Linked DNA regions of Homo sapiens: region 2 is linked to region 1. Evidence: read pairs that join two places in POLR2A ChIA-PET (ENCODE). Cell type or tissue: Panc1. All regions are shown on one strand. Each heading gives the region's core, and the rest is flanking DNA. Links, peaks and the distances in the headings are about the cores only. Region 1 has its middle 11 kb from the start of WEE1. Region 2 overlaps SBF2 (SET binding factor 2).

Region 1 (12,447 bases), core at 2,346-10,345:
TAACTGTAGCAACATCCTAACTGAAATTTTAAGTGACTGTTCTGATTTTTAAAATTTCACGCTCCTCTGAGTAAAGCACACACTGTACTGGAGAGATGGGTTACACCCGCCTGCCCCAGGCCGTATCTAATTCAAATTTCCAGTTCCTTTCTCCACCCAATGTTGTTTCTAACTAATGTTGCTAGGCAACTTTTGCAGAATCCACATGCTTGTGGTAATGTTGAAAGAACTGAGTAAAAATCTTGCCTCTAGCTTCTGGGATAACAAACCTAACCTGTTTATCCTCTTTAGATTCATGACTTCGCACGTAAAGGGCTTTAAAACTATTTTCAACCCATTCACCTTCCTTGGCAACAAAACAAGCAAGATTCTTCCCATGAAGATTTAAAACTGAGATTTCTAAATCACCTTCTCAAGTATTTTTAATACATATAGCACATGAATATGCATGCATATTCCTATTAACATGAGCCTTGCACTTTGAATGAAATCCTTCAGAACTAGGAACTAACTTTTCTCAGTGATGCAAAGCCTTTAGGAATGTTTCGTTAAGACTAGTCAGCCGTTAGCGAAAGCTGAATCTTTTCTATTAATATGCTCTTTATTCTGGAGAAATAATCAGTTTCTCTAAGGACCCTACTCTGATAGATTTCTAACTTTAAAAAAAAGACACATTAGTCAAATGTCAGTTTTTCACTTAAAAGACAAATAATACGCTTAAAGAGTTCAACTTTCTTCACCTTCCTTGTTATCTTTACCTTTCTCCTTATGCTTGTTCTCACAGCAAGTCTCAATTTATTTCAACCCAGCTCTGTTACCAGCTGCCTATTGGCCTCAGGAATACAAATCTCAGGCTAGAACGTGGTAGCTCCTAGATTGCTCCTGTTTGACTTCCCAGCTATAAATTAGATTTCTCTACTTCATCACGTGCCTTAATAACCTCTGATGGATGTGATTATTTGACCATTTCACCGCATGTTCATCAGCATACCCTGAGAGTACAGTACCGTCAAACTCAATTCTTCTCTAATTGTTCAGTGTTTTTGTTTTTGTTTTTGTTTTGAGACGGAGTCTCGCTCTGTCGCCCAGGCTGGAGTGCAGTGGCACGAGCTCAGCTCACTGCAAGCTCCGCCTCCCAGGTTCACGCCATTCTCCTGCCTCAGCCTCCCGAGTAGCTGGGACTACAGGGGCCCGCCACCATCCCTGGCTAATTTTTTGTATTTTTAGTAGAGACAGGGTTTCACCGTGTTAGCCAGGATGGTCTCAATCTCCTGACCTCGTGATCCGCCCGCCTCGGCCTCCCAAAGTGCTGGGATTACAGGCGTGAGCCTCCGCGCCTGGCCAATTGTTCAGTTTATTAAATGTGAGACTAGCATTATCTCTTGTGAATAGTGTTCAATAAATATAAGTGTGCTTTCTGGCTTGGCATGGTGGCTCATGCCTGTAATCTCAGCACTTTGGGAGGCCGAGGTAGGAGGATTCCTTGGGCGCAGGAGTTTGAGACCAGCCTGGGCAACATAGGGAGACTCCCTCTCTACAAAAAATTTAAAAAATTAGCCGGGCATGGTGCGCCTGTGGTCCCAGCTGCTCTGGAGGCTGAGGTGGGAGGATTGCTTGGGCCTGGGAGGTAGAGGCTGCAGTGAGCCGTGAGCACATCACTGCATTCCAGCCTAGGCAACAGAGCAACACCCTGTCTGGGGAAAAAAAAAAAAGTTATAAGTATGCTTTCAATTATAGCAATGTTGTTTGAGAAAAATTCATAGTTGTTAATGGCTTTATAGTCAGTAATTGCAATATGTGACTCCTGATGTCCCCAAAATTAATTTACTTAATATGGATGGGCTCAAGTTTATGCACAACCAGCTAGGAAGATCAAATCAGAACACAGTATCTATGTAATAAGAACTTGAGAAGCATAACCCAGGAAAAACAACCAGTTAAGAGCTTGTATTTATTTTAATAAAATAAACATTTCTTGTCGTGCCAAATTAATCTTTAAGGACTACTAACATGCAATTTCCATGCATCGTTCTGATATTTATTTAAGATAGATCAAGGGTAGATCATTATATCCTTTGGATATGGGTATATCAATTGTATGGATTCTATATAAAATGTCTGAAGATCTAAGATTTTCATTCAGGTTTTCCTTGGGGTCTCCAGCTAGGAAAGACCATGCTAGGGTACTTAAAGGTTGTATCTGTTCATGTATGAAACAGCTGTAACCAGCCTTATTTATGAAAGGAGCCCTTAGGCCTACTCCTAGTTATCTCAGCAGTTCTCAGCCTTACACAGGCCCCCTAATCTTGAAACACTTCATAGTCCACTGCAATAGGTCAGGCAGTGGTACTAACGCAAGACTTTTCCCAAGAGAAAATACCACTGACCATTTCATTCCTAGATAAGAGAGTAGTTCTCAACCAAGATATTTTAAAATTATAGCTCTCTGAAGCATTTAGCCAAAACATTAGCAAATAACCCCTTCCTATTTGCTATTTTATAATTCTTTTCTATTGGAATGGAACTGAATAGTCCCATTTTCTCCAATATTCCTTTTTTTATTTCCTTTACAGAGGCACAAAGGTTGCTGTTCTAATGTGGTCCCTCCGTTTGGGGTCCCTGACTTCCCGCAACACTGTTCTCTATATTTTTAATGAGTTTCAATAACTGAAAAGTTCACTTCACAGAAATGTCATAAACAGAGGGAACTGTGAGTGCCCAACAGAATGCAGGCACTTATTAAATATTCAGGTGATTGATTAATTGCCTCTCCTTTTGGGTTAGTGACATACACAGGAAATGACCTGAATGACCACAGGGACTGCCAGTTGTTTGCTGGCCACATTGTGATTATTTAAACTGGCTTCGTTCAGATTACTGCAGCACAAAAGACGTGATGACTCTTCTCCAGTGAGTCAAGGGGCCGTGTCTCATTAGGGGAGGGAAAGGAGGTAAGACAGACATCCCATGCTGGTCTTTTGTTAGCAACAGGAGCGTGTTTAGGTATTGCTGTGTTTTGATGACTCAGTGGTGAGTCAACTTTAAAGTTCCATAAAAGGCCTTGTTCAGCTCAGACAGGATTGAGAGATGACCTCATCCAGTATCTAGTTGGGTAGAGAGTAACCAGTTGTGTGTGACATGATAAGCCGATAAGCCGATTGGGAGTGTATACAAGAAAAAAAAAATTACTGGTAAGGATGAACTAGTTTCTAACTACAGAAATCAACTCTGCTTGGCAGTCCTCTATTGAGTGTCTACTACGTTCAAGCATCTTATCCTACCAGCTGCACATTTGCTTAATACAGGTCAGAATATGAGAAAGGCCCTAAGTGCTGCAAAGAGCTGGGGTGCCTTTGCAGGAGCTGGGAGAGGGGAGAATATTTTGGTGCCAACTATATGATAGGCACTGACCCAGATGCTTTACATACTTATTTAATCTTTACGGGAACTCTGTAAGAGAGTTATTTTTATTCACATTTCACAGATGAAAATGAAACACAGGTTAAAAAATGCCTTCATCATACAATCATAGAACTAGTATTACTGAGACTATATTTCTGAAACTTTATTTTTAATTTTAAAATTTAAAAAAAATTTTACATTTACCCATCCAATGACCTATCAATATTTTTTATTTTAGTATTATTTTTTTGAGACAGGGTCTTCATCACCCAGGCTGGAGTGCAGTGGCACAATCATGGCTCACTGCAGCCTCAACCTCCTGGGACCAAGCAATCTTCCCACCTCAGCCTCCTGAGTAGCTGGGACTACAGGCACATGCCACCATACCTGGCTAATTTAAAAACAATTTTTTTTTGTAGAGACGTGGCCTCACTATGTTGCCCAGACCAGTCTCAAACTCCAAGGGATCCTCCCACCTCAGCCTCTCAAAATGTGGGGATTACAGGTGTAAGCCACCATGCCCAGCCTTCTGAGACTTTATTGCTGCTGACTTAAAGCCTGGTTCTTCCTACCCCAGTAAGAAGGGCATAAGGTGAAGGGTGAAACAGGGAGATTTGATGAAGGCAGGGTCACACTGGACCCAGCTGGGAGGCCAGGCTAGTTGAGCAGTGTGATGTCTAGAGTCATCCTTCCAGGTATGCCGGCACACAACTTGATGGTGTGAATGTGGACAATGGGATCCAGGGGGAGTCAGACTTGTACCTTATTTTTTTGTTTCATCATAAAATCCAAATGTATTTTAAACTCTAAAATCAAGAGGAAAAATTACAAAGATTGATATCAGAAAGTAAAGTAAGGGATGAAGAAGTGGTAGAGGGTTGGAGGAAAGTGCTAGTTTAAAATAGTGAAATCAAGGAATGCTTTTCTGAGGAAGTGGCATTTGAGCAGGAACCTGAATGGAGTGAGAAAATCAGCCACAGAGAGATCTGGGGGAAAGTTTACAAAACCAAATATTGGCATTGTTTATTATACTCCATATTGGAAACCACCCAAATTTCCGTTAAATGCTAAAAAACTATAGCTTGCAAAATAATGAGCTGGAACTATATGTACAAAATGAAAAGATGTCTATAAGATAATGGAGAAAAGGGCCAGGTACAGTGGCTCACACCTGTAATCCCAGCACTTTGGGAGGCCAAGGCAGGTGGATCACTTTAGGTCAGGAGTTCTAGACCAGCCTGATCAACACGGTGAAACCCAGACCGTACTAAAAATACAAAAATTAGCCAGGTGTGGTGGTGCATGCCTGTAATCCCAGCTACTTGGGGGGCTGAGGTGAGAGAATCACCTGAACCCTGGAGGCGGAGGTTGCAATGAGCTGAGATTTTACCACTGCACTCCAGCTTGGGTGACAGAGCAAGACTGTGTCTCAAAAAACAAACAAAAACATATAATGGAGAACTGTATAATGATTCAATTAAAAACAAACAAACGAGAAAATTAACCTAAAGCAAACATATTTATCACAGGGAAAACATCTGAAGAAATACAAAAAATTGAAAATTGGGCTGGGCACGGTGGCTCACATCTGTAATGCCAGCACTTTGGGAGGCCAAGGCAGGTGGATCACTTGAGGTCAGGAGTTCCAGACCAGCCTGGCTAACATGGTGAAACCCTGTCTGTAACAAAAATACAAAAATTAGCTGGGTGTGGTGGTGCACGCCTGTAATTCCAGCTAGCTAGTCGAGAGGCTGAGGCACAAGAATCGCTTGAATCCGGGAGGTAGAGGTTGAAGTGAGCCAAGATCATGCCACTGCACTCCAGCCTGGGCGAAAGAGCTAGACTGTCTAAAAACAAAACAAAAATTGAAAATTGGATGGTTGGAAGCAAGATGGCTGAATGGAAGCCTCCATCAATCGTCATCCCTGCAGGAACACCAAACTGAATGATTTTCTACACAAAAAAGCACCATCATAAGAACCAAAAATCAGGTGAGCGATCATAGTGCCTGGTTTTAACTTCCTATCACTGAAAGAGCCACTGAAGAGGGTAGGAAATACAGTCTTGAATTGTACAGCCTTGACAGACCCTTCCCCCACTCCCCAGCAGCTGCTGCATGGCACAGAGAGAGAATCTGTGTGCTTCAGGGAGGGCAAGTGCAGCTATTGTGGGATTTTGCATTGGAACACAGTGCTGCCAACACTGGGCAGAACTCAACCGGTGCCCATAAGGGCAGCATTGGACCAGCCTTACCCAGAGGGGAATCACTCATCCCAGTGGTCAGGACTTGAGTTTTGGCAAGCCTTGCCACCACAGGCTAATGTCCTCTAGGGTCCTAAATAAACTTGGAAGGCTATCTAGGCCACAAGGACTGCAACTCCTAGGCAAGGCTTAGTCCTGTGTTGGGCCCAGAGCCAGTGGACTTGGGAGCCACACAGCCTAGTGAGACACTAGCTGGGGCAGTCAAGGGAGTACTTGTGCCACCCCTCCTTCAAGTTCAGGCAGTGCAGTTTGCAAATCCAAAAGAGACCCCTTCCTTCCACTTGAGGAGAGAGAAGAGTAAAGAAAACTTTGTCTTGCAACTTGGATACCAGCTCAGCCACATTAGGAAAGGGCGCCGGGTAGAGTTGTGAGGCCCCCATTCTAGAACCTAGTCCTAGATGACATTTCTAGACACAACCTGGGCCAGAAGGGAACCTGCTGCCTTGAAGGGAAGGACCCAGTCCTGGCAAGATTTATCACCTGCTAATTAAAGAACCCTATATAAGCAGCAGTGGTAACCAAGTAGTACATGCTGTGAGCCTTCAGTGAGACTGAGATGTGCCAGCTTCAGGTGTGACCCATCACATTCACAGCCAGTGCTGTGCTGGCTTCAGATCTGACTCAGCACAGGAGCAGGGGTGGTGGCCACAGGGGTGCTTGTTTAACCTCTCCCCCATCTCCAGGCAGCTCAGCACAGAGAGAGAGAGAGATGCTCTTTGTTTGGGAGAAAGTATGGGGCCAGGTGCAGTGGCTCATTCCTGTAATCTCAGCATTTTGGGAGGCTGAGGCAGGTGGATCACTTAAGGCCAGGAGTTCAAGACCAGCCTGGGCAACATAGCAAAAACCTGTCTCTACTAAAAATACAAAAATTAGCTAGGCATGGTGGCACATGCCTATAATTCCAGCTACTCAGGTGCCTGAGGCATGAGAATTGCTTGACCCCAGGAGGTGGAGGTGGCAGTGAGCCAAGATTGCACCACTGCACTCCACCCTGGGTGACAGAATGAGACCCTGAGAAAGAAAGAAAGATAGAAAGAAAGAGAGAGAGAGAGAGAAGGAAGGAAGGAAAGAAGGAAGGAAGGAAGAAAAAAAAGAAAAGAAAAGAAGGAATATATTGTATGAGAAAAGAATAAGAGTCTCTGCCTGATACTCCAGAGACTTCTTCCAGGCCTTATCCAAGGTAACCAAGGTGGTACCTCTATGAGCCTGCAAGAACCATGGCGTTACTGGGTTACATTGTGGGTTACCCACCAATGGCCCACTAATGACCAAAAGCTTAAATCACAACACTGAAGTCTCTTCAAATACCTGGAAAGCCTTCCAAAAAGGACAGGTACAAACAAGCCCAGATTGTGAAGGATGCAATAAATACCTAGCTCTTCAATGCCCAGACACTGATAAACATCCGCAAGCATCAAGACCATCCAGGGAAATAGACACCAGGGATTAATCCCAGAGAGAGAGAGAGAAATTTGACCTTTCAGACACAGAATTCAAAATAGCTGTCTTGAAGAAACTCAAAGAAATTCAAGATAACACAGAGAAGGAATTCAGAATCCATTAGATAAATTTAACAAAGAAATAGAAATAATTAAAAAGAATTAAGCAGAAATCCTAGAGTTGAAAAATGCAATTGACATACTGAAGAACTCATCAGAGTCTTTTAATAGCAGAATTGGTCAAGCAGAAGAGTTAGTGAACTTGGGCTGTTTGAAAATACAAAGTCAGAGGAGACAAAAGAAAAAAGAAAAAAAAGAATGAAGCATGCCTACAAGATCTAGAAAACAGCCTCAAAAGGGCAAATTCTAAGAGTTATTGGCTTTAAAGAGGAGGTAGAGAGAGAGGTGGGGTTCATTCAAAGGAATAATAATAGATAACTTTCCAAACCTAGAGAAAGATATCAATATTCAAGGATAAGAAGGTTATGGAACACCAAGCAGGTTTAACCCAAAGAAGACTACTTCAAGGCATTTAATATTCAGACTCCCAAAGGTCAAGGATAAAGAAAGGATTCTAAAACCAGCAAGAGAAAAGAAACAAATAACATACAATGGAGCTCCAATAGGTCTGGCAGCAGACTTCTCGATGGAAACCTTACAGGTCAGGAGAGAGTGGCATGACAATATTTAAAATGCTGAAGGAAAAAAAAACTTTTACCCTAGAATAGTATTACTATATCTGATGAAAATATCCTTCAAACGTGAAGGAGAAGTAAAGACTTTCCTGGACAAGCAAAAGCTGAAGGATTTCATCAACACAAGATCTATCCTACAAGAAATGCTAAAAAGAGTTCTTCAATCTGAAAGAAAATGATGTTAATGAGCAACAAGAAATCATCTGGGCCAAGGTGGGAGAATTGCTTGAACCCAAGAGTTTGAGGTCAGCCTGGGCAATGCAGTGAGACTCCACCTCTACAAAAAAAAAAATTGTTTTAATTGGCTGGGCATAGAGGCTCATGCCTGTGATCCCAGCACTTTGGGAGGCTGAGGCAGGAGGATCGCTTGAGCCTGGGAGGCTACAGTGAGCTATAATCAAGCAACTGGACTGTAGCCTGGGTGACAAAGTGAGACCTTGTCAAAAAAAATTAAAAAAAAAAAAATCATCTGAAGGTACAAAACTTACTGGTAATAATAAGTACTACACAGAAAAACACAGACTATTCTAACACTGTCATTGTGGTATGTAAACTACTCATATTTTAAGTAGAAAAACAAAAAGACGAACCAATCAAAAATAATAATTACAGGCTGGGTGCAGTGGCTCACACTTGTAATCCTAGCACTTTGGGAGTCCGAGGTGGGCGGATCACGAGGTCAGGAGATGGAGACTAACCTGGTTAACACGGTGAAACCCCATCTCTACTAAAAATACAAAAATTAGCTGGGCATGGTGGCACATGCCTATAATCCCAGCTACTCGGGAGCCTGAGGCAGGAGAATCACTTGAACCCAGGAGGCAGAGTTTGCAGCGAGCTGAGATCGTGCCACTGCACTTCAGCCTGGGCAACAGAGCAAGACTCCATCTCAAAATAATAATAATAATAATAATAATAATAATAATAATAATTACAACAACTTTTCAAGACATAGTACAATAAGATAGAAACAACAAAAAATTAAAATGTGGGGAGACAAAGTTAAAGTTTGTATTAGTTTTTATTAGTTTCCTTTTTGTTTATTAGTTAGTTTACACAATTAGTGTTACATTGTCATCAGTTTAAAATAATGGGTTATAAGATATTATTTGCAAGCCTCATGGTAACCTCAAATCTAAAAATATACAATGGATACACAAAAAATAAAAAACAAGAAATTAAAACATACCACCAGAGAAAATCACCTTCACTAAAAGGAAGACAGGAAGGAAGGAAAGAAGGAAGAGAAGACCAAAAACAACCAGAAGACAAATAACAAAATGGCAGGAGTAAGTCCTTACTTATCAATAATAACATTGAATGTAAATGGACTAAGCTCTCTAATCAAAAGATGCAGAGTGGCTGAATGGATTTTTTTTAAAAAAGACTCAATGATCTGTTGCCTACAAGAAACACACTTCACCTATAAAGACACACATAAACTGAAAATAAAGGGATGGAAAAAGATGCTTTATGCAGATGGAAACTAAAAAAAGAGCAGAAGTAGCTGTGCTTATAACAGACAAAACAGATTTCAAGACAAAATCAAGGCTGGGTGTGGTGGCTCACACCTGTAATCCCAGCACTTTGGGAGGCCGAGGCGGGCAGATCACCTGAGGTCAGGAGTTCGAGACCAGCCTGGCCAACATAGTGAAACCCCATCTCTACTAAAAATACAAAAATTAGCCTGGCATGGTGGCACACACCTGTAATCCCAGCTACTCAGGAGGCTGAGGCAGGAAAACTGCTTGAACCCAGGAGGTGGAGGTTGCAGTGAGCTGAGATTGCACCACTGCACTCCAACCTGGGTGACAGAGTGAGACTCCGTCTCAAGAAAAAAAGACAAAAACTATAAAAAGAGACAAAGAAGGTCATTACATAATGATAAAGGGGTCAATTCAGCAAGAGAATATAACAATTGTAAATATATATGCACCCAACACTGAAGCACCCAGATATATAAAGCAAATATTATTAGAGATAAAGAGAGAGACAGACTCCACTACAATAATAGCACAAGATTTCAACACCCCACTTTCAGCATTGGACAGATCATCCAGACAGAAAATCAACAAAGAAACATCAGACTTAATCTGCACTATGGATCAAATGGACCTAATAGATATTTATAGGACATTTCACACAATGGTCACAGAATAGACATTCTTCTCCTCAGCACATGGATCATTCCCAAGGACAGATCATATGTGAGGCCACAAAACAAGTCTTAAAGCATAAAAAAAAAAAATAATATCAAGGATCTTCTCTGACCACAATGAAATAAAACTAGAAATCAATAACGAGGAATTTTAGAAACTATACAAACACATGAAAATTAAACAATATGCTCCTGAATAACCAGTGGGTGAACTAAGAAATTAATAAGAAAATTTAAAAATTTCTTGAAACAATAATGGAAACACAACATATCAAAACCTGTGGGATACAGTGAAAGCAGTACTAAGAGGGAAGTTTATGGCTATAAGTGCCTACATCAAAAAAGATAAAAAGTCTGGGTGTAGTCGCTCATGCCTGTAACTCCAGCACTTTGGGAGGCCAAGCTGAGCAGATTGTTTGAGCTCAGGAGTTTGAGACCAGCCTGGGCAACATGGCAAAACCCCATCTCTACTAAAAATACCAAAAAAATTAGCCAGGCACGGTGGCACATGTCTATAGTCCCAGCTACTTGGGCGGCTGAGGCATGCGAATTGCTTGGACCTGGGAGGCGGAGGTTGCAGTGAGCCAAGATTGGCCACTGCGCTCCGGCCTGGGTGACTGAGTGAGACTCTGTCTCAAACAAACAAATGAACAAACATACAAACTTCAGGTAAACAACCTAATGGTGTCTCTTAAAGAACTAGAAAAGCAAGCACAAACCAAACCCAAAGTCAGTAGAAGAAAAGAAATAATAAAGACCAGAGCAGAAATAAATGAAATTGAAACAAATAATACAAAGGATGAAAACAAAAAAATCATTTTTTGAAAAGACAAATAAGGCCGGGCGTGATGGCTCACACCTGTAATCCCAGCACTTTGGGAGGCTGAGGTGGGGGGGATCACAAGGTCAGGAGATCGAAACCACGGTGAAACCCCGTCTCTACTAAAAAATACAAAAAATTAGCTGGGCCTGGTGGTGGGCGCCTGTAGTCCCAGCTACTCGGGAGGCTGAGGCAGGAGAATGGCGTGAACCTGGGAGGCGGGGCTTGCAGTGAGCCAAGATCGTGCCACTGCACTCCAGCCTGGGTGACAGAGCGAGACTCCGTCTCAAAAAAAAAAAGAAAGAAAGAAAAGATAAACAAAATGACAAACCTTTAGCCAGACTAAGAAAAAAAGAGAGAAGACCGAAATAAATAAAATGAGAGGTTTTGAAAAGGGAGACGTTACAACTGATACCAAGAAATTCAAAGGATCTTAGGTACTACTATGAGTAAGTATATGCCAACAAATTGGAAAACCTAGAAAAAAATAGATAAATTTCTAGATACATGAAACCTACTGAGTTGAACCATGAAGAAATTCAAAACTTTAACAGACCAATAGTAAGTAACAATTTCAAAGCCAAAATAAAAAGTCTGCTGGCAAAGAATAGCCTGGGGCTCAATAGTTTCACTGATGAATTTTACCAAACATTTAAATAACTAATACCAATCCTACTCAAACTATTCAAAAAAATTGAGGAGGAGGGAATACTTTCAAACTCATTCCATGAGGCCATTATTACCCTGATAGCAAAACCAGACAAAGACACATCAAAAAAAAAAAAAAAAAAGAAAGAAAGAAAAGAAAAAAGAAAGAAAACAACAGGCCAATATCCCTGATGAACATTGATGCAAAAATCCTCAACCAAATACTATTAGGTTGCTGCAAAAGTAATTGCGGTTTCAGACTGTAAATTTTAAATCATTATAACTAGGCTCAAACACATCTTTATTAATCAAAACAGGAAACATTACAATCAACACATTTTTGCCAGTGAGAAATCTTTATTCCTATGGTGTAAAAATCCATGCTTCAGGATTCAACAAACTCTTGGAAATCATTTTCTGCATCCTGCTGGTTGTGGAAGCGTTTTCCGTACAAAAAGTTGTTGAGATGCTTGTAGAAGTGGTAGTCAGTTGGTGAGAGGTCAGGTGAGTATGGCAGATGAGGCAAAACTTCATAGCCCAATTTGCTCAACTTTTGAAGCGTTGGTTGTGTGACGTGTGTTTGGGTGTTGTCCTGGAGAAGAATTGGGCCCTTTCTGTTGACCAATGCTGGCTGCAGTTGTTGCAGTTTTTGGTGCATCTCGTCCGTTTGCTGAGCATAGTTCTCAGATGTAATGGTTTTGCCAGGATTCAGAAAGCTATACTGGATCAGACCAGCAGCAGACCACCAAACAGTGGCCATGACCTTTTTTGGTGCAAGTTTGGCTTTGGGAAGTGCTTCGGAGCTTCTTCTCAGTCCAACCACTAAGCTGGTCGTCACCAGTTGTTGTATAAAATCCACTTTTTGTCACATGTCACAATCCGATCAAGAAATGGTTCACTGTTATTGCATAGAATAAGAGAAAACAACACTTCAAGACAACATTTTTTAAAATTTTTGCTCAGCTCATGAAGCACCCACTTATCAAGACACCTTTTTTTCACCTTTTTTTCCCACCTTTTTCA
Region 2 (12,447 bases), core at 3,222-11,221, 220 kb before region 1:
TCAGAAAATGTCAGTAACTTTGGGTAAATTACTTCATCTCTGAGTCTCAGTTTTCTCATCTGAAAAACTAAACAGCCCTGCCTATCACACAGGGCTGTTGAAAAGATTAAATACAATGATGCGGATAAAAAGATATGTTTGGTATATATTGAAAGATTATCATGATTATTTGAAAATATAAGCATTTCCATCCTATGAAACATGTTTCCTCTTAAAACTCATAAACACAGGCTGGGTGCAACGGCTCACACCTATAATCCTAGCACTTTGAGAGGCTGAGGTGGGCGGCTTGCTTGAGCCCCAGGAGTTCAAGACCAGCCTGGGCAACATGACAAAACCCCATCTCTACAAAAAAAAAAAAAAAAAACACACACACACACACACAAATTAGCTGGGTGTGGTGGCGCACTCCTGTAGTTGCAGCTGTTCAGGAGGCTGCGGTGGGAGGATCACTTGAGCCCAGGAGGTCAAGGCTGCAGTGAGCCGAGATCACACCACTGCACTCCAGCCTGGGTGACAGGGTTGAGACCCTGTCTCAAAAACAACAACACATAAACATGCATTTCGAATCCTAGAATGTCATTGCCGAAGCCTCAGTAGAAATCATCTACCCAGCCTCCTCTCTGGATGTTAGGCCACCCACCTAATCAACATCAAGGAAGCCTAGTTTCGTGTCCCTAGTCCAGACTAGGTTGCCTACTTGAAGTCTGTTCCTTCTTGTGTTCTGGTAGATGCACTCGTTATCAGGCCTACAGTGAAACCTTGTTTAGGAACACCTGTGGTAACTACCCTCTATCTGCCAAAATGACGAAGTGGAGAGTAAGTAATCTCAACCACTGCTGGTAGAATTCATCAGTCATAATTTTTTTTTTTTTTTGAGATGGAGTCTCACACTGTCGCCAGGCTGGAGTGCAGTGGCACGATCTCAGCTCACTGCAACCTCCACCTCCTGGGTTCAAGTGATTCTCCTGCCTCAGCCTCCCGAGTAGCTGGGATTACAGGTGCCCGCCACCACACCCAGCTGATTTTTGTATCTTTAGTAGAGATGGGGTTTCACCATGTTGGCAGGCTGGTCTCAAACTCCTGACCTCAAGTGATCCGCCCACGTCAGCCTCCCAAAGTGCTGGGATTACAGATGTGAGCCACCGCACCACGCTGAGTCATAATTTTTAAGATTTTATCAGAAAAACTTAAACACAATGAATTCTCCTGTGTCCTAAAAGCTTAATATGTTGATTATTACATACTGGATTATAGGGTTATAATTTGATAGGATTTGGCACTAGCTGTCTGATTTGGACTGTTTTTAAGATGTTCCTTATATGTGTACATGTTGCCCTAAGCCAGCCATATGGATACTGTAAGAAAAGTCCATTGGACTTGGTTCCAATTACAAGATGTTACAACAGCCCTAAGGAACAGAGGGCCATGTATTGCATCTCCTCTTCTGGTTTCAGCTCATTCTCTTTCTGTCTACAAAGGTGCCTAGAGCCTATTTCAACTTGGGCTGACTACCACACAGCCTTTCAGTCTAATCCATGCCTCAAGGCGCCAAATGGAGCAATATACAAGGTGGCTTTCAAAATCTTACTGCAACCCCTAGAGCATTTGCAACTTTGGACATTGGAGTTACTTGAACTTTTAAAATAACTAATATCTCGGGCCATCCCCAGAGATTCTGATTTAATTGGTCTGAGGTGAGACCTGGACACTGGGATTTTTTTAAAGCCCTTGGTTTTTTAAATCCATGTCCAAGGTTGAGAACTACTGCACTGGACCCTGCAGTTAAAAGGTAGAGAAGAAACTGTTAATTAGTCTTAGGGGCCCCACATATTATAGAATTTCATGCCATCTTGGGCTTGAGTCTTTTTTTTTTTTTTTTTTTGATAAACTGGTAAAATGCATGTTGATTTTGACTATGTCACTTCATTCCAAGCAAGACACCACTGCTGAGACACCCTTCATGGCCTTTTAAAGAACTACTTTTTGCCTCACCCCAACACATTTTCCTCCCTATTAAAAACAAAGTGGGCTCATGTTAGTAATAGATTGACTATTTGAAAAAGGTATAAAAGTTCTGCTTTTATTTTTAAGTCACCCAAGGACACAGACTACACGCTTCTGTCATCTAGAGTCTCAGTAACCATGATCTGCAGTATATATACACTGCTAAACAAGAAAACTCTTTAAATGGCTTCATAATAAACAAACAGCCAACAACTTAAAAGAGAAACATAAAATTATGTTTTTTACTGAGCTTCATCAAATCAACTCTGAAGTCCTTCCATTTTCTCTTGAAAAGTGTAGACTGCCTCCTGCATGGACTTCTTTGAATCTAGATATAGATGCAGGATGAGGGTTGGAAGAGTCATGATTGATAGACTGCTGGCTGCTTAGGCAAACTTTATCAGATGTTTCCTCCATCTGGATCTGTTTCCCTGTAGCGATGAAATTCATTCCGGTCTTTAGCTTTGCAGTTATTTTCTAAGGTTTTCACACAAATGTTGCTGTTTTTAAAGCCATAAAAAATATTCCACTTTTTTATCTGCTGCATGCATCATACGTTTTTTGGCAAAGTGTGAATTTATTTAATTTTGTTTTGTTGGATTTTTTTAATCTACAGGAACTTTATTTGATGATAAAGGAGAAAAGCATGCCAAAAAAGGAGTCTGTATTTGGGAATGTATTGACAGAATGCACAAGAGGAGTCCCATTTTCTTTAATTATTTATATTCACCATTGGAAATAGAGGTAGAGTAAGAAATCATTTATGTTTCACTTTCTGAAATTTTGTGTTAAGGTTTTCCTTAGTTTTAACATATATAAGCAGTTTAAGCTTTTTATAAACATTGGACTAGGTTTCATACCAAAAAGCTATTTCAAAGTTTGAGACACTATAGGTTTGGGTTGTGACACAAATGGAGACTGTTCCCTAAATTCTTGCCACAAAAATTAGGAGCTGGCTCTCAAAACCTAGAAGGGAAAACTTGCAGAGAATCAAAGCAAGGCACCTTTCCCCAGAAAGAAAGAACTAACAAAATTTGAAATATCAACAGGTGGTCTAAGCTGAAAAACCTTAAAATACTTTAGAAAAGGTTTCTTTAAGTTCATCTGTACCAAAGCCATGGAAGGACCCCTGTAGGAAGCAGAGATATTCGGAGCCAAGCCCAAGAAGGATAACATATCTCGGGGCAACTGCCCCACCATGCACATCTACATAACACACGCCCTGGAATGCAACAGACTGGTCTGATAAGCAGTTCCACCATTACTTAGGGCCAAGAGAGGCCCCTCCCCTGGGCCCCAATCATAGAACCCTAGTCTGGCCTTCCTCCAGCTGCATCCTCCTCATGGAGGTGAGCAGTACAAGAAACCAAAGGTACATGCTTAGATGCCCCTCCTTCATCTAAACCATACTCTGTCTGGGTACTTCAGAATTCTTTGCCCAAATTCAGGCTGCTCACCAGGCTACTTCTCCAAGTCAGTCTCCTAAGTCAGTGCATGGACCCCAAGGCCCAAAGAATGGCAAAAAGTAGCAGGTTTGACAGAGTGGACAGAGTTTGACTTTGTGGGCTGGGGTATACATAATGATTCATGTTAAGACCCTTAGAATGTAAGATAGGGGTGGGTGGAGAAGAGAGGCCAAGGACAGGGGGCTGGGGCCAGCTCCTCCAGTGCTACCACTTGTTAGTATAAAATTCTGAGGAATCCAAGAATTCTCTATTGAACTTGACCTTCTACGTCATTAGGAAGTTACATTTCTCAATGTAGGAGGGAGGATTGGAGAATGTTTTATTTAATAATTTATCTTGATGTATGATTTTTAAATATTTAGAAATATGGTATTTGAACTCCATTCATACTCTTCCTCCCCTGGACTCTATAAATGTTAGGGGTTTGCCTGACAGTGAGCTTGGGGTACTTTGGGGTCAAGATGAAACTATATTTCTGTTTTCTTTAACAGGCTCTAAAGCCCAATGTAAACGTCTCTAGCCTCAAGAAGTGGGATTACTACATAGAAGAGACCCTGTCCACAGGCCCTTCCTATGACTGGATGATGCTAACCCCCAAGCACTTCCCCTCCGAAGACTCTGACCTGGCTGGAGAAGCTGGGCCACGGAGCCAGAGGAGAACAGTGTGGCCATGCTATGATGATGTCAGCTGTACTCAGCCTGATGCTCTCACCAGCCTTTTCAGTGTAAGTCAACTGTAGACACACACCTAGGGGCACCAGGGGCCCTGGAGGCATGAGGGCAAAGGAACCAGGCTAAGTAACTTCTGAACATGGCTCTCCTTACTCTGAGCTAGGGTTATGGTTATGAAGAAACCAGATTTGCTCCCCATCATCAGTGGGGGACCAGGCTTCACTACTGGAAAAGAGTCTCAATAAAAGTGATTTTCCAGCCTGGCGCGGTGGCTCACGCCTGTAATCCCAGCAGTTTGGGAGGCTGAGGCGGGCAGATCACAAGGTCAGGAGATCGAGACCATCCTGGTTAACACAGTAAAACCCCATCTCTACTAAGAAATACAAAAAAAAAAAAAAAATTAGCCGGGCGTGGTGGCGGGCGCCTGTAGTCCCAGCTACTCGGGAGGCTGAGGCAGGAGAATGGCATGAACCTGCGAGGCGGAGCTTGCAGGGAGCAGAGATCACGCCACTGCACTCCAGCCTGGGTGACAGAGCAAGACTCCGTCTCAGTAAAAAAAAAAAAAAAAAAAAGTGATTTTCCAGCGTTACAAGAAAGCAATCAAGCAAATAGAGCAATTTACTCCTTCCAGCAGCTTCCCAGCTGTTTTAGTTGCCCGAGCAGCCTTAGTCAGGTCTTGGCTGTGGCTTCTGTGGGTGCTTTACTTCCTCTGGTCAGAAGTGTGGGTAGTCAGTGGCCTGATGGGAGTGCTGTCAACCATCTTCTGCAAGGAATGTTCCGGAACCAACCCCTCCTGGCAGTAGCCAGCCTGAGGAATAGCTTTGAGCCCTGATATGGGCCAGACAGTTCCTAAAGAGTCTTCCCCATCTGGCTTCCTGACCAGGAAGAGTATGCTTCAGTGGTCATACAGTCACAGAGGCAGCTGCCCTGATTTCCAGCTTCCCTGTCAGAAGGTATATCTGTTTCCTTGGGCATTTCTTGGTTCATTCTTTCCACATCTGGTTTGAATCATCAGAGTTGAGGGGTTCCTCCTGTCAAGGACTGGCTTCTCATCTACCTCAGCTATTAGGGCTGGGCCACGGGCCAGTGCTTGACCTCTTGCTTTGGCTATCAGATTTCCCATGGGCTGCCCAAGGGTGCAGATGTCTGAGATACATATTTCACATCCTAGTATGTAAGCTATCCTGTACAAAAAGGCCTAGTTATAGGTCCTAATAAACCATCTTTGCCACAGTACGGCACACCAACTAGAGCTCTCACCACTATTCCTGGCTGGGAGACCTCACAGGCCCATGTCCACCACTTTCCTCAACTGCCCTCTGGCCATGCTGCTCATCTGGGCCTAGTACAGAAGCAGTGTGGCTTTGGGGCCCATCCTGATTTCTATGAAATACTGATCAGAAAACTTTTAATTTCTTTGCAGGAAATTGAAAAATTGGAGCACAAATTGAACCAAGCCCCTGAGAAGTGGCAGCAGCTGTGGGAAAGGGTAACCGTGGACCTTAAAGAAGAACCAAGAACAGATCGCGTGAGTTGGCAATGCCCCTTGAGAGCCACTTCTGAGCTTTCTGAGGGTGCTAAGTCAGGTGGAGCCTGCTGCCACAGGTGACAAGACCCAGCTGGGTTTATGGCCAGAAGGAAGGGTGGAAAGGGGAGGGGTCATGTCCTGGAGGTCCAGGGCAGAAAGTTCCAAATGACTGAATACTTCCTGAGTGTCTCACTTCACCACAGTGACATAATACTTATGTCTCAGCACCCCGAATCCAAGGAAAAGTATTGGGTTCTTTTCTATCTCAGTGCCCGTGTGGTTTCAGCTGATCTTCTACCACATAAGGCAGGAGGGGAATGCCAAGACCACGTTTGCTCCACAGAAAGTATTTTAAAACAACAAAATATGCTACCCTGTGTTGTTCACAGTCCCTTTTCTGTTTCTGACTTAAGAAACATTTATCATAAAAATATTTTAACGGCCGGGTGCGGTGGCTCACGCCTATAATCCCAGCACTTTGGGAGGCCGAGGTGGGCGGATCACGAGGTCAAGAGATCGAGACCATCCTGGCCAACATGGTGAAACCCCGTCTCTACTAAAAATACAAAAATTAGCTGGGTGTGGTGGCGCATGCCTGTAATCCCAGCTACTCAGGAGGCTGAGGCAGGAGAATCTCTTGAACTCAGGAGGCGGAGGTTGCAGTGAGTGAGCCGAGATCGTGCCACCACACTCCAGCCTCGTGACAGAACAAGACTCCGTCTCAAAAAAATGTATATATATATTTTAAAACCAAATACTCTGTTTTCTGCTTCTCATACCCCATTTCCTATTTCTGATTTAAGAAACATTTATCAAGCACATAATATGTGGAAGGGTCTGTGCTTAGTACAGTACACACCTTCGTATCCTATTTAATCCACTGTGAGGGAATGGCGTTCCCTCTCCTACACAAGGAACAGGCACAGAGAGCATACAGTGGCAACTGGTAGAGCCACCAATCGAACCCACATCAGACTGGCTCCAAATGCAACAGAAGGGAAATTAGGACAGATGAGTGTTCTGAAGAACAGTTCAGGAAGAAGAGGCCAGCAGGTCAGATGTTACAGAAAGGTCAAGAAGAATGGAGGGTAGAAGAAAACCTTTGTGGTAAAAAAAGAACATCTGGGGCTCTATCTCTTACCCTCAAATAGCAATTCAGGAGCTGTTATCAGACAGACAACAGGTGGGTGATGCCTTAATGCTTTTTTGTTAGAAAAATAATAGTTTATTGATTTTTTCTAATAATGAAAGTAATAATGTTCATTTTTTTGAAAGAACACACAGAAAGTTATAAAAGATGAGAATCACCCATAATTTATAACCTAGAAGTAAACCACTATGCTATCAAACTTGTTTTACCCTTATAAATTCACATATAAAAGAGATTTTCTAGACATACTATTTTAAACCTGCTTTTTCACTCCACGTTGGCATACGTGTCCTTCCAACTGTCACTGTGTATAAACCAGTGTCTGCCAGGCGCAGTGGCTCATGCCTGTAATCCCAGCACTTTGGGAGGCCGAGGCAGGCATGAAGTCAGGAGTTCGAGACCAGCATAGCCAGCATGGTGAAACTCTGTCTCTACTAAAAATACAAAAAATTAGCCAGGCATGGTAGTGTGTGCCTGTAATCCCAGCTACTTGGGAGGCTGAGTCAGGAGAATCACTTGAACCCAGCAGGCAGAGGTTGCAGTAAGCCGAGATCATGCCACTGTACTCCAGCCTGGGCGATAGAGTGAGACCCTGTCTCAAAAAAAAAACCATCAACATCTTTATTTTTTTTGAGATAGTGTCTCACTCTGTCACCTAGGCTGGAGTGCAGTGGCGTGATCATGGCTCACTGCAGCCTCAACCTCCAGGGTTCTGGTGATCATCCCAAGTAGCTGGGACTACAGGCACACACCACCATACCTGGCTCATTTTTAAAATATTTTTTGTAGAAATGGGGCTTCGCCATGTTGCCCAGGCTGGTCTCGAACTCCTGGACTCAAGTGATCCACTCACCTCGGCCTCCCAAAGTGCTAGGATTACATGCATGAGCCACCACGCCTGGTCATAGCAGCATCATTTTTTAATGGCTGTCTAGAATTCCACTGTATGGAAATGCCATAATTTGTTTAATGTCCCTAATAATGGACGTGTAGGTTGTTTCCAGTTTTTTACCACGATAACTAACTCTGAGATTGATACCTTTGTACATTATTGTTGCTTATTAGTCCAGTTTTTTCCTTGAGATAAATATTTGTAAATGAAATTTTCCAGTCAGTAGTTTAAGTGTCTGTAAAGGTTTCCTAGCTCCTGTCCTGTCTTTTTCAGTCCCAAAGACACCTGTCGAGATCCCCAGGAATTGTGTCTACCAACCTACCTTCCTATCAGAAGAGGTCTCTGCTACATCTCCCAGACAGCAGCATGGGGGAGGAACAGAATTCCAGCATCTCCCCATCCAATGGAGTGGAGCGAAGAGCAGCCACGCTCTATAGCCAGTATACATCCAAGAATGATGAAAACAGGTGACATGCTGAACCCTGCTCGCTGTGCTGAAGACTTCCCCACAGCACCTGAGGCTAAACCACAGGTCCCTCAATAAGCTAGGCCTGTGCAGTACAGCCTTTTATAAACTTGAAATGGATTTGCTTTAATTTTTGTAATGTTTTAGATGTTTCTTTGAAAAGACAAAAAACAAAAATTACAACTAAAAATAATTCGAAGAGGTTGTAGTTATTTGTAGTTGAGTCCTGATGGCTCTTATCTCCTGTCTGCCAGAACGTTTGAGGGAACATGTGTCAGCCAGCACTTTGTCAGTGGCACACATCAGAAATCCAGCTTATGCTAGCTGAAGCAAAAAGGAATTTACTCACATAAGCTAGGACAGCCAAGGGTATGCTAGCTTCTCACACAGTATCTTCTATCCACTTCCTGGCTCTGCTTTGCCCTCTCTCTGTGTTATGTCAGTCCCAACATGGCACAAAGGATGGCTACTGATCATTCCAAGCCTCACAGATGTGGTAATCCCAGCAGAAAGCAGCAGTCTTTCCCCAGAGGTCTAGCAGAAAAAATCCAGGGAGAACTCTTATAGGCCATTTTTGAATCATCTAGGGGAAATAGAGACTTGACAAAAACAACAGATATCCCCTCCCCTTTACAGCATTTTGTAAGTGTAAATCAAAATTAACTCTCCTGTCATCATTTCTTCTAGGTCCTTTGAGGGAACACTTTATAAAAGAGGGGCTTTGCTGAAAGGTTGGAAGCCCCGTTGGTTTGTTTTGGATGTAACAAAACATCAGGTAATACTCTTAAAGCCAAAAGAAATTACTTCTGTCTAGGCTAGTCCCAGTCCCTGGCTATTATGTGGCTCTAGCAGACAGATAGATTCCTCATGTACAGACTGCTTTTTTAGTGCCTCTCATATGTAGTCTGGAGGCTCCTCAAGGGCCCCAGATGTCCCTGAGTAAGGGCAATAGCCTTCTGAGGGAGTTTCCCAAGTAGCTCGGCCTGGTACATGCAGGCAGAGGCAGCAACAATTGAGCCCAGAGCATAGAGCAATAGAACTCTTTTTTTAATGCTCAAATATCTCTTGCTGCCTGATCTTAACACCCAGGTGAGGGGATTCCTGAGGTTTTCAGCCAGTTGCATACATACCACATGCACATATAAGCCTATGCCTGTGAACACTCCCCAGAATACAAGTTACCTTCGTCCTCGCAGCAGAAAGCATCCATTCAAAACAGAGGGCATTAATTTATTCTACAAACATTTATCGAACACCACCTCTGTGCCCACTGCTGTACTGGTTACTAAAGGAGGCACTGTTACCCTTCAAAGATGGCAGCAACAGGGGAGTAAAGGGGCCCCAAAAGCGGCAGAAGGGGATGTGCCCACCCAAACTTGGAATTCACCGTGGGCAAGTACTAGACTGGTCCTTGCTGACTATGTCAAGAAATCTTTTGACTACTGTTAGGTTCTTAGCTATTCCTGTAGCAGCCTCTGCAATCCTTAGCATCATAGTCTTTACTCCAGTGATTTCAAGGGAGAGCAGTTCCTACCCAAACCTCCAGCAACTCTGCACCCTGCATTACTGAGAGCTGCATGGTCTCCTGTGTTCTGACTGCAGGCCTTAACTCCACCTTGGGACTGACCACTCAGCCTTGAGGCTGAGGCTTACACATTTTGATTCTCAATGCATTTATCTATAAAATGGAATCTGTTAGGAAAAACCTGAACTGTTACTCCTGTACAGTGCTTTGGTTGGACCTGCATCTAAAAGACTCCTTCCAAATGAAGACTGTATTTGGAGTCCAGCTTTTCCTCTGCTCAAGGAGTTTCATAACGATTACAGAGTCTTTGTGGGACAATATAGATAGATAATTTATGTTCAAATATACAAATGGAAGCCCTGTTAGGGAGCTATACTCTGAAATCATAGAGCCTACACTGTGTAAAAAAGTTCCATTAAGCTTCTAAATATAACATAGGAGAATGTCATAATTTTTCTATAATTTACATCAAATTACACTTGCATTCTTACCAGTCTTCTGGACTTCTTTAACATGAAAGATAGATACAGTTTTTTCCACTTAGCCCTGCTCATACCATGCCTGAGAGGAGAGACAGAGAAAAGTCTCAGGTCAGAGCCACGGTATCAGAAGCACCACTTTCTTGCCATGTATACTAGAGAGTGAAATCCACAGATTATGGCCCAATAAGGCTTATTCCCTAGCAGTCTCTTTGACTTTTTTCCTTTTTTCTTTTTTTTTTTTTTTCTTTTGAGACAGAGTCTCGCTTTGTCACCCAGGCTGGAGTGCAGTGGTGCAATCTCGGCTCACTGCAAGCTCCACCTCCTGGGTTCTCGCCATTCTCTGGCTCAGCCTCCCGAGTAGCTGGGATTACAGGCGCCTGCCACCATGCCCAGCTAATTTTTGTATTTTTAGTAGAGACGGGGTTTCACCATATTGGTCAGGCTGGTCTCAAACTCCTGACCTCAAGTGATCCACCCGCCTCAGCCTCCCAAAGTGTTAGGATTACAGGCATGAGCAACCGTGCCCGGCCTGGAAAGATGTTTCAATAGGCATAAACATTCTAAATTTTAGTTGATATTGCCAAATTGTTCTCCAAAAAATTTCTAACAAATTATATTCACACTGGCAGTATTTGAGATGATCTAGTACCTTATTGGATATCATCAGCCATTTTTAATATTTCTCAATCCAAAAGTGAAATCTCATTTATTGTCATTTATTTTTCTTTGATTAATGAGGTTGATCATCTTTTCAGATGTTTATAGATCATTTGTATTTCTCTGTGACTCGCCTGTTGAGATATTTTGAGCATTTTTCTACTTTATCTTTTTCTTATCAATTTCTGGGAATTCTGTATATTACTAAACATTAGCCCTCTTTTTATATGTTACATATACTTTTTACAGTTGTTACTTGACTTCTTTTTTTTTTTTTTATTTTTTGAGACAGGGTCTTACTCAGGCTGGAGTGCAGTGGCAGGATCTCAGCTCACTGCAGCTCGACCTCACAGGCTCAAGCAATCCTCCCACCTCAGCCTCCTGGGTAGCTGCAACTACGGGCATGCACCACCACGATTGGCTGATTTTTGTATGTTTTTGTAGAGACGGGGTTTCACCATGTTGCCCAGGCTGGTCTCGAACTCCTGGGCTTAAGTGATCCGTCCACCTTCACCTCCCAAAAAGGACTGGGATTACAGGCATAAACCACCATGCCCAGCCTTGATTCTATTTTTTAAGATGTAATACATTTATTTGTTTGATTTTCAAACAGTACATAAGTCTTTCCCCCAATGCTTTCTCCAAGCCACCTAGTTCTTCCTAGAAGCAACAAGTATTATTAATTAATTTTTTGTGTATTCTTCGAGGCATAGTTCAGCATATATAACCAAGGTACAGAGGAAGGTATTCAAATGCAGTTTGAAAAGCCATGGCATTTTCTCTTTCTGTCTCTTATATCTCACTTGTATCCTTTTGGTTCCAGCTGCGCTACTATGACTCAGGTGAGGACACAAGCTGTAAAGGCCACATTGATCTGGCTGAAGTAGAAATGGTCATCCCTGCTGGCCCCAGCATGGGAGCCCCAAAGCACACAAGTGACAAGGCTTTCTTTGATGTAAGTTGATCTTACTTCTCTTTTCCTGGCTCTGTCTGCACATCATTCTGTCTGTCTCCAAGAATGATGGAGCCCTCAGAGTAATTGGTGGTGACTACAGATGGATGACAGACCCCCTTGGCTATGGGAATTGTTCCAGAGCTTGAACTCAGCATTATTGACCCCCAAGGCTATCCTCTCTTCCTGTCTGTATGTCTCAGAAAAGCTACATATTGCTTTGTGCAAAAGGAGTCCAGCGCACATGGAAACAGATGAACTCCTTGTTAAATGTTGTTAGTTATTTCAGTCACCACCTACTTTCAAGAACAGATGCTATTTCCCTAGTATTCAGTGGTCTTCGTGCTTGACTACCCACAAAAGACTGTCCTTAGTCACACATGATAAGTGTCTACGCTAACATCTTCAGCAGCCCTTAGGTAGGCCATGGGGCACTTTATAGGCCACATAATAGAAGGAGACTTATGTAGTCCCTGGAGTCAAGCAGGGCTTTATAAAGAGGATAGGTCATCCTCTATGGCCCTGCTCAGGCCATGAGACCGTTTTCCTGACAGTGGGCTTCCAATATGGCTCCAACTAAAGAAAGGGGACACGAAGGCCAACTTTATGGTATGCATGAATCTCAGGCATCCCCCTGGAGCACAAGGAGC

The links. ChIA-PET counts read pairs that join two places held together with the same protein. Peaks named below come from ENCODE experiments on the same cell type or tissue, not always from the same donor. Only the 100,000 strongest peaks of a DNase experiment are listed, where the experiment ranks them.
Region 2: POLR2A ChIA-PET joins it to region 1 with 11 read pairs; 2 of 35 experiments call an interaction of 5 or more read pairs at or near these places.

What each region holds. Positions count from the first base shown.
Region 1 is chr11:9,556,745-9,569,191 of GRCh38, reverse strand. No RefSeq gene overlaps it. Among named protein-coding and RNA genes, the nearest start is that of WEE1, 11 kb to the left of the region's middle. RefSeq lists a silencer at 126-195 and enhancers at 3,080-3,189, 5,339-5,838. In Panc1, for the core only: no CTCF peak of the experiment used is centred there; a DNase peak (open chromatin) is centred at 2,981; H3K4me3 peaks cover 814 bases; H3K27ac peaks cover 2,407 bases.
Region 2 is chr11:9,780,860-9,793,306 of GRCh38, reverse strand. It overlaps SBF2 (SET binding factor 2), which reads left to right. Exons shown (of 40, transcript NM_030962.4): 34 at 2,624-2,751; 35 at 3,965-4,198; 36 at 5,569-5,673; 37 at 7,989-8,182; 38 at 8,869-8,956; 39 at 11,669-11,800. All of the region lies in intron 1 of SBF2-AS1 (SBF2 antisense RNA 1), which reads right to left. It overlaps LOC105369149 (a long non-coding RNA gene), which reads right to left. Exons shown (of 3, transcript NR_188521.1): 2 at 10,198-10,267; 3 at 2,063-2,438. Among named protein-coding and RNA genes, the nearest start is that of LINC02709, 28 kb to the right of the region's middle. In Panc1, for the core only: no CTCF peak of the experiment used is centred there; no DNase peak of the experiment used is centred there; H3K27ac peaks cover 7,107 bases.